3 separate regions of the Homo sapiens genome follow, and regions 1 and 2 are each linked to region 3. Evidence: chromatin contacts called from ENCODE Hi-C or POLR2A ChIA-PET data. All regions are on one chromosome and are shown on one strand. The core of a region is the stretch at or near the end of the contact, and the rest is flanking DNA. Distances in the headings are between cores, read along the strand shown. Region 1 has its middle 72 kb from the start of ACSL3. Region 2 overlaps MOGAT1 (monoacylglycerol O-acyltransferase 1). Region 3 overlaps LOC105373903 (a long non-coding RNA gene).

Region 1 (3,117 bases), core at 463-2,962, 33 kb after region 3:
GTGCAGTGGCATGATCTCGGCTCACTGCAAGCTCCACCTCCTGGGCCCATTCCATTCTCCTGCCTCAGCCTGCCAAGTAGCTGGGACTACAGGCGCCCGCCACCACGCCCGGCTAATTTTTTGCATTTTTAGTAGAGACGGGGTTTCACTGTGTTAGTCAGGATGGTCTCAACCTCCTGACCTGGTGATCCGCCCGCCTCGGCCTCCCAAAGTGCTGGAATTACAGGCGTGGGCCACTGCGCCCGGCCGTGGGCAGGAGATTCTAACCCATGCTGTCACTAACCTTCGGCCTCAATCAGGTGCCTGATGTCTGACGTGAAACCCCCCTGACTTCCCACCATCCAGCGTCACATTCTTTCCCCACAGGATCACATCCCAGTTATTTAGCCTCAGGCTTCATAGTGTGGCACTCCCTCATGTTCCTTGACTAGATTACTTTGTTCCATTTATTCACATGGGGACCTCAGTAAACAGAGGCGAACTCTGCTTGGGTGACCAAGAATTCCAATTCCTGAGCCTCTAGGAAGCTGCTGGAAGAGAGCCAGAACAGTTGTTTCAAGGCGCTACCAATCGCAGCTGCATCTTCTAAACTCTCCTAAGAAGCAAGAGCTTTGAGTAGCTGGGATTTTTTTTTTCTTTTCTTTTCTTTGTTTTTTTTTTTTTTTTTTTTTTGAGACAGGGTCTCACTCTATTACCCAGGCTGGAGTGCAATGGCACAATCACAGCTCACTGCAGCTTTGATCACCTGGGCTCAAGAGATCCTCCCATATCACCCTCAGCCTCCCAAGTAGCTGGGACCACGGGCAAGAACCACATGCCTGGCTAATTCGTAAAAAAACAAAATGTGTAGAGACAGGATCTCCTTATGTTTCCCAGGCAACATGGTGAGATCTCGAACCCCTGGGCTCAACGGGCTCAAGTGATCCTCCAGCCTTGGCCTCCCAAAGAGTTGGGATTACAGGCGTGAGCCACCATGTTCAGTGGAGTAGCTGTTTTCCATAATAATTATTCATATTTATAGAATGCTGACAAGGTATCTGGGACTTGCAAGCATTATTTTATGTAATCGTCGCAATAATTTTATTGGTATGGTATTATTTTCCCTATGTTACAGATGAAGATTAGGCTTCAAAAGTTTAAGTAACCCGTCAAAGGCCGCATCACTGGAGCATTTTAAAGCAGGGATGCAATTGCAAAAGCACCAGTCAGAGCTCAGAATCCTGTTCCAGTTGGGATATACACATGGACTTCACAAATGAATGTAAGGAAGATACTCTTGTGAAGTATGAATTCATCTCCTAGAAACTTTATTTCCCGTGGGCTTCTCACCCACTGAAACAAGACATTTCAGGACTTTAGGTAAAAGGCAAATATTCAGTAGAGCAACTCAGTTACTTCTCAGATTTGACTCAAATTAAAAAAACTGCATCAAATGCAACAACACCATAGGCTTGACTGTCAGACTCGAGAGAGGGTGTAGGAGTGAGAGCAAGGATTACTAACTTAGTTATTAAAGTTATGTATCAAGAACTAAGCCTGGACAATGGAGTTTCTTTCTTAAAAATAAAAAAGAAGTCCTTTCACTTTTAAAACTTTTAAAAACCAATATGTCATTGTTTTCCACTTTTTATGGCTAGGAGGATATGATGAAGGGAAAGTGAAACCCACATCTGGCAAGTAGAAGAAGAGAGCAAAAGGGAAAGCAGAGAAGTTCAAACAAAGATTTCTACCTGCTTCTGCCTGAGGGCCACTGTGTGTGCATGCGTGTGTGTGTGTGTGTGTGTGTGTGTGTGTGTGTGTATGTGTGTGATGAGTGACAGGAGAAAGAGAGAGAGAAGGACTCAGCTAGATCTGGGGGAACCAGAGCATCTCAGGCCCCCAGGAGAACTGAAGCTGCAGGTCTGTAAGTTGGGACTGTGTAACTCGGCATGAGATGATGGTGGGCAGGTGCCGTGAGAAGCCAGGGGCTAGGTAAGCCTGAAGCAGTGGTCCTTTTCCCCAAAACCTGGCACACACAGGAATGAGACCTCCTCGTATGCTTGGAAGGGAGGTCGTGGCCGTTCTGAGTGTGCAGTGGACCAGCAGGGGCCTGGGTCAGCAGATGGGGATCCCAAGACCAGGGATACCAGCACCACAGGTGCCAGCTAGAGGAACCAGCGGATCTTCCTCAAAGCCATGGGATCAGGAACATCTCAGCTCTCAAGCAGACCAGGAAGGAGACCAGTCCCTCTGTGGAGATCAGTGTGGATCCAGCAGACAAGCATGGGTCATCATTCAACCCACGGTCCTGTAAACCAGCGGTCCCCCAGCTTTTAGGCAACAGGGACTGGTTTCATGGAAAACAATTTTTCCACAGACGGTGGCAGGGGAATGGCTTCAGGATGAAACTTGCTCCAGTTCATCAGGCATTAGACTCTCATAAGGAGCACACAACCTAGATCCCTGATGTGCACAGTTCACAATAGTGTTGGCCTCCTATGAGAATCTAGTGCTGGCACCGATCTGACAGGAGCAGAGCTCAGAAGGTAATGCTCACTTGCCCATCGTTCACCTTCTGCTGTGCAGCCCAGTTCCTAACAGGCCATGGACCAGTCTTGTCCAAGGCCCAGGGGTTGGGGACCCCTGGTATAAACCACATACACCCCAGTAACCCCAGAGGCCATGTTGGAGAGGAGCAGGCAGAAGGAGAAGAGGAAGAGACCTTGAGGGACCCAGCATTTGTCTACAGGAACTGTTTAAATAATAGAATTGGAATAAACTGGTCTGAGTCTTAGCTGTTTCCCCTGCTGTGGCCCAAGCTGTGTCCTCTGAAAAATTCATATGCCAAGCTACCTCAGAAGGTGACTATATTTAGGCCAGGTGCGGTGGCTCCTGCCTGTAATCCCAGCACTTTGGGAGGCCGAGGAGGAAGGATCACCTGAGGTCAGGAGTTTGAGACTAGCCTGGTCAACATGGTGAAACCCCGTCTCTACTAAAAATACAGAAATTAGCCTGGTGTGGTGGTGCAAGTCTGTAATCGCAACTACTCGGGAGGCTGAGGTAGGAGAATCACTTGAACTCAGGAGGCGGAGGCTGCAGTGAGCCGAGATCGTGCCATTGCACTCCAGCCTAGGACAC
Region 2 (3,160 bases), core at 155-2,654, 47 kb before region 3:
CTAATGAGGTCAGAGGCAGCAGTTTGCTGCCTCATTGAACTTCCTGTACATTTTCTTTTTTTTGTTGTTGTTTGTTTGCTTGTTTGTTTTGAGACGGAGTCTTGCTCTGTCCCCCAGGCTAAAGTGCAGTGGCGCAATCCGGTCTTACTGCAACCTCTGCCTCCTGGGTTCTAGAGGTTGTCCTGCCTCAGCCTCCCGGGTAGCTGGGATTACAGGTGCCCGCCACCACGTCCGGCTAATTTTTGTATTTTTAGTAGAGACGGTGTTTCGCCATGCTGGTCAGGCTAGTATCGAACTCCTGACCTCAGGTGATCCACCCGCCTCAGCCTCCCAAAGTGTTGGGATTACAGGCGTGAGACACTGCGCCCGGCCATCCTGTACATTTTCAACCCTTGGCATCAGTAGCAGCATCCGACCAGCAGGTGGCGCAGCGAGTGCAAGAGCCAAAGCCATGGGAATTTTTGTATTTTCTAAAAATCAGAGACAAGTGAGATGTTATATAAACACCTTTTAAAATATGTATAGAGGTTGCCAGATTTGTTTTTAATTAGTGTATTTGGAAAAACACAAATGCATTCTCATTTGTAGAAAATTTATATAACACAGTTAGAGTGAAATTTCCCCATCCCTACGTCCTTACCAAAAAGGAACTTTTATGTTTCTCTCTCTTTCCGGACTTTTTTCCATGCACTAAAAACGTATAATACTTCTAGGAATATAAACATTTTTTCCAAAAATGGATCATACTGTATTATTTTACAAATTATTTTTCCACTTAATACATTTTAGACATCTGTGTGTATTTGTGTATGTGTACACATATTTATATTATTTCATTGTTTAAAAATTTCTGCCTAGGATTCTATTGAATGACTATTACATGGTTTATTTAACAGTTTTTCTATTGAGACGTTAGCTGTTTTTCAGTTACCCGCTATTACAAACAATGGAATCCACGTCATTTATGTGTATTTCTCTAATACAGATACTTAGCTGTGAAGATATGTATTTTTTAATTGTTTAGAAAGACACTCAAAAGAGGCAGACTGGGCCTGGCCAGTCGCTCACCCTTGTAATTCCAGCTTGAGGTCAGGAGTTCAAGACCAGCCTGGCCAACATGGCAAAACCCCGTCTCTACTGAAAATACAAAAAAAAAATTAGCCGGGCATGGTGGTGGGAGCCTGTAATCCCAGCTACTCAGTGGGAGGTTAAGGCAAGAGAATCGCTTGAACTCGGGAGGCGGAGTTCGCAGTGAGCTGAGACTGTGCCACTGCACTCCAGCCTGGGTGACAGAGTAAGACTCTGTCTCAAAAAGAAGAGTCAGACTAGAGGACTGCCACGTGACGTGAGGATTCACAGTCAGTAATAATCAGGGCACTATGGTCTGGCTGTCAACTGTTCCAGAGGGAGGAAGCTGGTGACGTGGACACACAGCTATGTCCACTCACCTCCCAGCTGCAGTCAGCACAGTAGCTCATTTGACTCAAAGTCAAAACCACCAGGGTCCCGACAATCCAGTGTCTGCTGAGGAGGAAAGTTCTTTATTTGTTATCAGATGGAGTGGTGTGACCACTGCAGGCAGCCAGTGAAAGGAAACAAGGATTGGAGTGAGCAGGCTGGAGGGATTCTGATTGGCAGTTGTGTTCACAGCTGTGCATTAGGGGCGGCGGTCTGTGGTGGAGTGGTTTTAGTTCCTCACGTATGATGTATTCCCTGATTTGCAGTTGGCCGCCCGATCCCTGTTCGTCAGACTCTGAACCCGACCCAGGAGCAGATTGAGGAGTTACATCAGACCTATATGGAGGAACTTAGGAAATTGTTTGAGGAACACAAAGGAAAGTATGGCATTCCAGAGCACGAGACTCTTGTTTTAAAATGACTTGACTATAAAAAAAAATTAAAAAATAAAAATAAATGACTTGGCTGTAATAAGGCATAAAGAAGGATAAGAGACCATCCTATTGTGAGAATAAATATTTTAAAGACGTTTATTTTTTTTCTTTTGCCTGTGGCATCAAATTTGCAACAGAAAAGTATTATTTATGGCGATGAATGTTGGTGTATCTGTGGTAAATAAAAACACAGATGACTGTAGGATAAGGTTGGAGATGACTATAAGACATCTAATAATTTTCCTTGCCTATGAAGGCAAAATCATTTTACAGGTTATGAACAAGTTTAGAATTATTCATGTGCTCTGAAAAACAAAAGAAAGCTTCAAAAAGTAATTACACCCGGCCGGGCACAGTGGCTCACGCCTGTAATCCCAGCATTTTGGGAGGCCGAGACAGGTAGGTCACTTGAGGTCAGGAGTTTGAGACCAGCCTGGCCAACATGGTGAAACCCCGACTCTACTAAAAATACAAAAATTAGCTGGGCATTGTGGTGGGCACCTGTAATCCCGGCTACAAGGGAGGCTGAGGAAGGAGAATCGCTTGAACCTGGGAGGTGGAGGTTGCGATGAGCTGAGATCGCACCATTGCACTCCAACCTGGGAGACAGAGTGAGACTCTGTCTTAAAATAATAATAATAATAATAATAATAATAATAATAATTAGACCCTCTTACTAAACATCACAATAACTTAAGGTGGTGTTTTCACAAAATGTGACAACTGTTGTTCACAGCCAGCCCATTTGGGAGACACTGTGTAAAATAGTTCGCCATATACAGCTAGAGGAAATATTTTTTTCTGCTTGAACAGGACATTTGTTAGTGAATAAAGATACTTTTAATACTTAGATAGTTTGAGCCTTTGGTCATATCAACAACAAATTTTTAAATACTAGTGCAGGATTTTTTGCCATTTTCAAAATGGGATGAATCTGTCATACGAAAACTCATGTGGACAGGAGAATGGTTCCTCATTTCTATTCATGCTTAGAATCATGCTCCTTTGCTGTAGAGGGAAATCTATTTGGAAGACAGGCTTTTGCACATGATTCAGGACTAGAAATTCTGGAAATTCCATATCAGGAAATTCCAAAAAATTTTCATGCTAAGAGAAATGGTTTTAATTTGCTTCCTGAATGGCCTTTTCATTATAAAATAATCTCTAAAAGAAAGTGCCGGCTGGGCGTGGTGGCTCATGCCTGTAATCTCAGCACTTTGGGAGGCTGAGGCGGGTGGATCACCTGAGGTCAGGAGTTCGAGACCAGC
Region 3 (2,772 bases), core at 106-2,605:
CAGCATCAGCATCACCTTGAAGCCTTTTACACAGACAAAATTTCTGAGACCACGCTCCTGGCCTACTGAGCCAGAACATGCGCTTTAACAAGATCCCCAAGGGAATTCATATGCACGCACATTTGAGAAGAATCAGTCTAGATTTAGACTCTAGATCTCTGGACAAGTAGTTCTCAGTTGAAGATGGGGCACGATTTTGTCCCCAAGTGACACTTGACTGGAGACCTTTGATCATCACAACTGGGAATGGGCATGAAAGAGGGTGGAGGGTAGATGTTACTGGCATCTAGTAGGTAGAGGCCAGTGATGCTGCTCAATATCCTGCAATACACAAGACAGTCCCCCACCATAAAAGAATTACGCAGCATAAAAAGCCGGCCATACTGAGGCTGAAAACCCCTGCTCTAGACCAATAGACTCTGTTGTTTTAAATACTAACATTATGGGCAAAACCCAGTGGCTCAAGTCTGTAATCCCAGCACTTTGGGAGGCCAAAGTGGGAGGATCACTTGAGGCCAAGAATTTGAGACCAGCCTGGGCAACATAGCAAGACCCTGTCTCTACAAAAAAATTAAAAATCAGCTAGGTGTGGTGGCACACACCTGTAGTCCTGACTACTTGAGAGGCTGACGCGGGAGGATGACTTGAGCCAGTAGTTCCAGGCTGCAGTAAGCCAAGATCGCTCCATTGCACTCCAGCCTGGGCAACAGAGTGACAGCCTATCTCTATTAAGCAAATTATAGACTATAAGCATTGGCCAATGAGAACTAACTGCAGTATCCATAAAACTGAAACTTGAAAGATGAAATAATTTGAAAATCAGTAATAACTCAATAGCCATGCACATAACTGATGAGTGGCAAAAAAGAAAATCTATCTTGAGAAGCTAAGGATTTAATAGCAAAGATTTTTTTCTTTCTTTCTTCTTTTTTTTTTTTTTTTTTTTTTTTTGAGATGAGGTCTCACTCTGTCTCCCAGGCTGGAGTGCAGTGGTGTGATCATAGCTCACTGCAGACTTGAACTCCTGGGCTCAAGTGAAATTCTTCTGCCTTAGCCTTCTGAGTAGCTGGGACTAAAGGCATGAGCCATCACACCCAGCTGCAAAGATTTTTTTAAAAATAAACTAAACCCACTGTCATCAACCTCACCCTACTCGTCTCCTCCTGTCCTCTCTGCACCTTGCTCTGGTCAAAACATTGCTTCCTGCTTCCTGTAAACCTCCATGCCTTTGTGCAGTGTTTTCTCTGCCTGGAATGTCCTTTCCCCTCTCCTTCATCTGGCATATTTCTACCTCTTATAGCCCCAAAATGTCACTGGCTGCTGCTCTTCTGAGCACTGCCCCTTTCCCTCCTGGCCTCATTCCTCCCCTTTCAGCCTCCAGCATCTCTCACTATTGCACACACATTCCTGGGTGTCCATGTCTGTCCGTACCTGCCCTTTGCTTAAGAGCCTACCCTGGGGGAATTACCAGGACTGAATCCCACTCCAGAGTCTCTGTTCATTGGGCTGGGTGAGGCCTGGGCATTTGTATTTTCAAGCACCTAAGCCAGCGTTAAGAACCATTGTTCTCAGACAGAGGCCAGTCTCCTCAACTCAGGGAACTCTGAGGCTGCCCTAACCAGAGTCTCTATTTCAGAATCATTTCTCACCCTCAGCATCTTGACCTCTTTACTTCCTAGCCATATTCCCAAATGCTCCATTCACACACAAAACCAAAAGAACAACTGCAATAATTTTCCTTAATAACTTAAGTCTATTTGTTTAAATTTTGGAAAAGACAGGGAATGATGAAGCTGAAATTGATTCACCACTAATCCCAGAGCCAAGGGGTAACCACTGGCATATTTTAGTATTTCCTATCAGTACTGTCCTGGGGCATAGTCATCCATAAAGTCACACCCTGTCCTGCAGATGTGCCTCTCTTCATATGACTACTCCTCCTTGGAATGTCTGCCCCCACCTCCATCCCTTAGCAAGCTACTGGAAAGTCCTCCATGCCTTCACTCTAAGCGTCTTTTTCAACGTATTTTCCTGACTAATCTCAGGTAGATGGAATGTCTTCTCTCATATCTTCGTTTCTATAGGACTGTACATCCACCTTGATTTTGGTGCTGATTACAAGCTGAAAGTCTCCTGCAGGACTGTGAGATCTATGAGTGTAGGGATTCATGAATTTTTCTCATGCATGCTTTTTGGTTTGCATTTTAATCCCTGATGCATAGCACAGGGCCCGGCTGGAAGACAGCTGTAGTCAATGTTTATTGAATGTTGAATTTGCTTCCGCAATTGAATTAGAGAATAAGATATGCTCCTTGGTGAAGCCATTCTAGAGGGTGGCAGTTCAGCAATTGCTATGGCATATATATTTTAATCCCATATATATATATGTATTTTTTCTTTTTTTGAGGCAGAGTCTCACTCTGTCGCCCAGGCTGGAGTGCAGCGGCGCCATCTCGGCTCACTACAAGCTCCGCCTCCTGGGTTCATGCCATTCTCTTGCCTCAGCCTCCCGAGTAGCTGGGACCACAAGTGCCCGCCACCATACCCAGCTAATTTTTTTGTATTTTTAGTAGAGACGGGGTTTCACCGTGTTAGCCAGGATGGTCTTGATCTCCTGACCTCGTGATCCGTCCATCTCGGCCTCCCAAAGTGCTGGGATTACAGGCGTGAGCCACCACGCCCGGCCGGCCTACAAATATATTTTAATTTGGCTTTCTTCCTTTTTATGCTTAACATTATTCACCAGGCACAGTGGCTTATGCCTGTGATCTT

What was found. Hi-C counts contacts between places; a loop is a spot of excess contacts on that map. ChIA-PET counts read pairs that join two places held with the same protein, here RNA polymerase II (POLR2A). Pooled maps may share reads with other maps.
Region 1: a map of PC-9 shows a loop between it and region 3 (7-fold over the local background). The contact joins two enhancer-like sites. A Hi-C loop is called at or near these places in 9 of 168 maps with a recorded cell type or tissue (Caco-2, HepG2, PC-9 and 6 more), 4 of 37 single-sample maps with no recorded cell type and 15 of 50 pooled maps. POLR2A ChIA-PET finds 5 or more read pairs at or near these places in 14 of 52 experiments (A549, AG04450, BJ and 11 more).
Region 2: a map of PC-9 shows a loop between it and region 3 (5-fold over the local background). The contact joins two enhancer-like sites. A Hi-C loop is called at or near these places in 23 of 168 maps with a recorded cell type or tissue (Caco-2, HepG2, PC-9 and 13 more), 2 of 37 single-sample maps with no recorded cell type and 20 of 50 pooled maps. POLR2A ChIA-PET finds 5 or more read pairs at or near these places in 9 of 52 experiments (A673, AG04450, H1 and 6 more).

The regions. Positions count from the first base shown.
Region 1 is chr2:222,787,904-222,791,020 of GRCh38, forward strand. No RefSeq gene overlaps it. Among named protein-coding and RNA genes, the nearest start is that of ACSL3, 72 kb to the right of the region's middle. Within about 2 kb of position 1,713, at least 7 of the 41 ENCODE cell types and tissues checked have a DNase peak (open chromatin) inside an H3K27ac peak, as active enhancers do; they include PC-9 and mammary epithelial cell, where a contact is called at or near this core.
Region 2 is chr2:222,708,012-222,711,171 of GRCh38, forward strand. It overlaps MOGAT1 (monoacylglycerol O-acyltransferase 1), which reads left to right. Exons shown (of 6, transcript NM_058165.3): 6 at 1,725-1,919. The coding sequence ends at 1,879. Among named protein-coding and RNA genes, the nearest start is that of MOGAT1, 38 kb to the left of the region's middle. RefSeq lists enhancers at 1,279-1,573, 1,383-1,572, 1,519-1,813. Within about 2 kb of position 1,405, at least 21 of the 41 ENCODE cell types and tissues checked have a DNase peak (open chromatin) inside an H3K27ac peak, as active enhancers do.
Region 3 is chr2:222,755,241-222,758,012 of GRCh38, forward strand. All of the region lies in intron 2 of LOC105373903 (a long non-coding RNA gene), which reads left to right. Among named protein-coding and RNA genes, the nearest start is that of MOGAT1, 85 kb to the left of the region's middle. Within about 2 kb of position 1,356, at least 2 of the 41 ENCODE cell types and tissues checked have a DNase peak (open chromatin) inside an H3K27ac peak, as active enhancers do; they include PC-9 and mammary epithelial cell, where a contact is called at or near this core.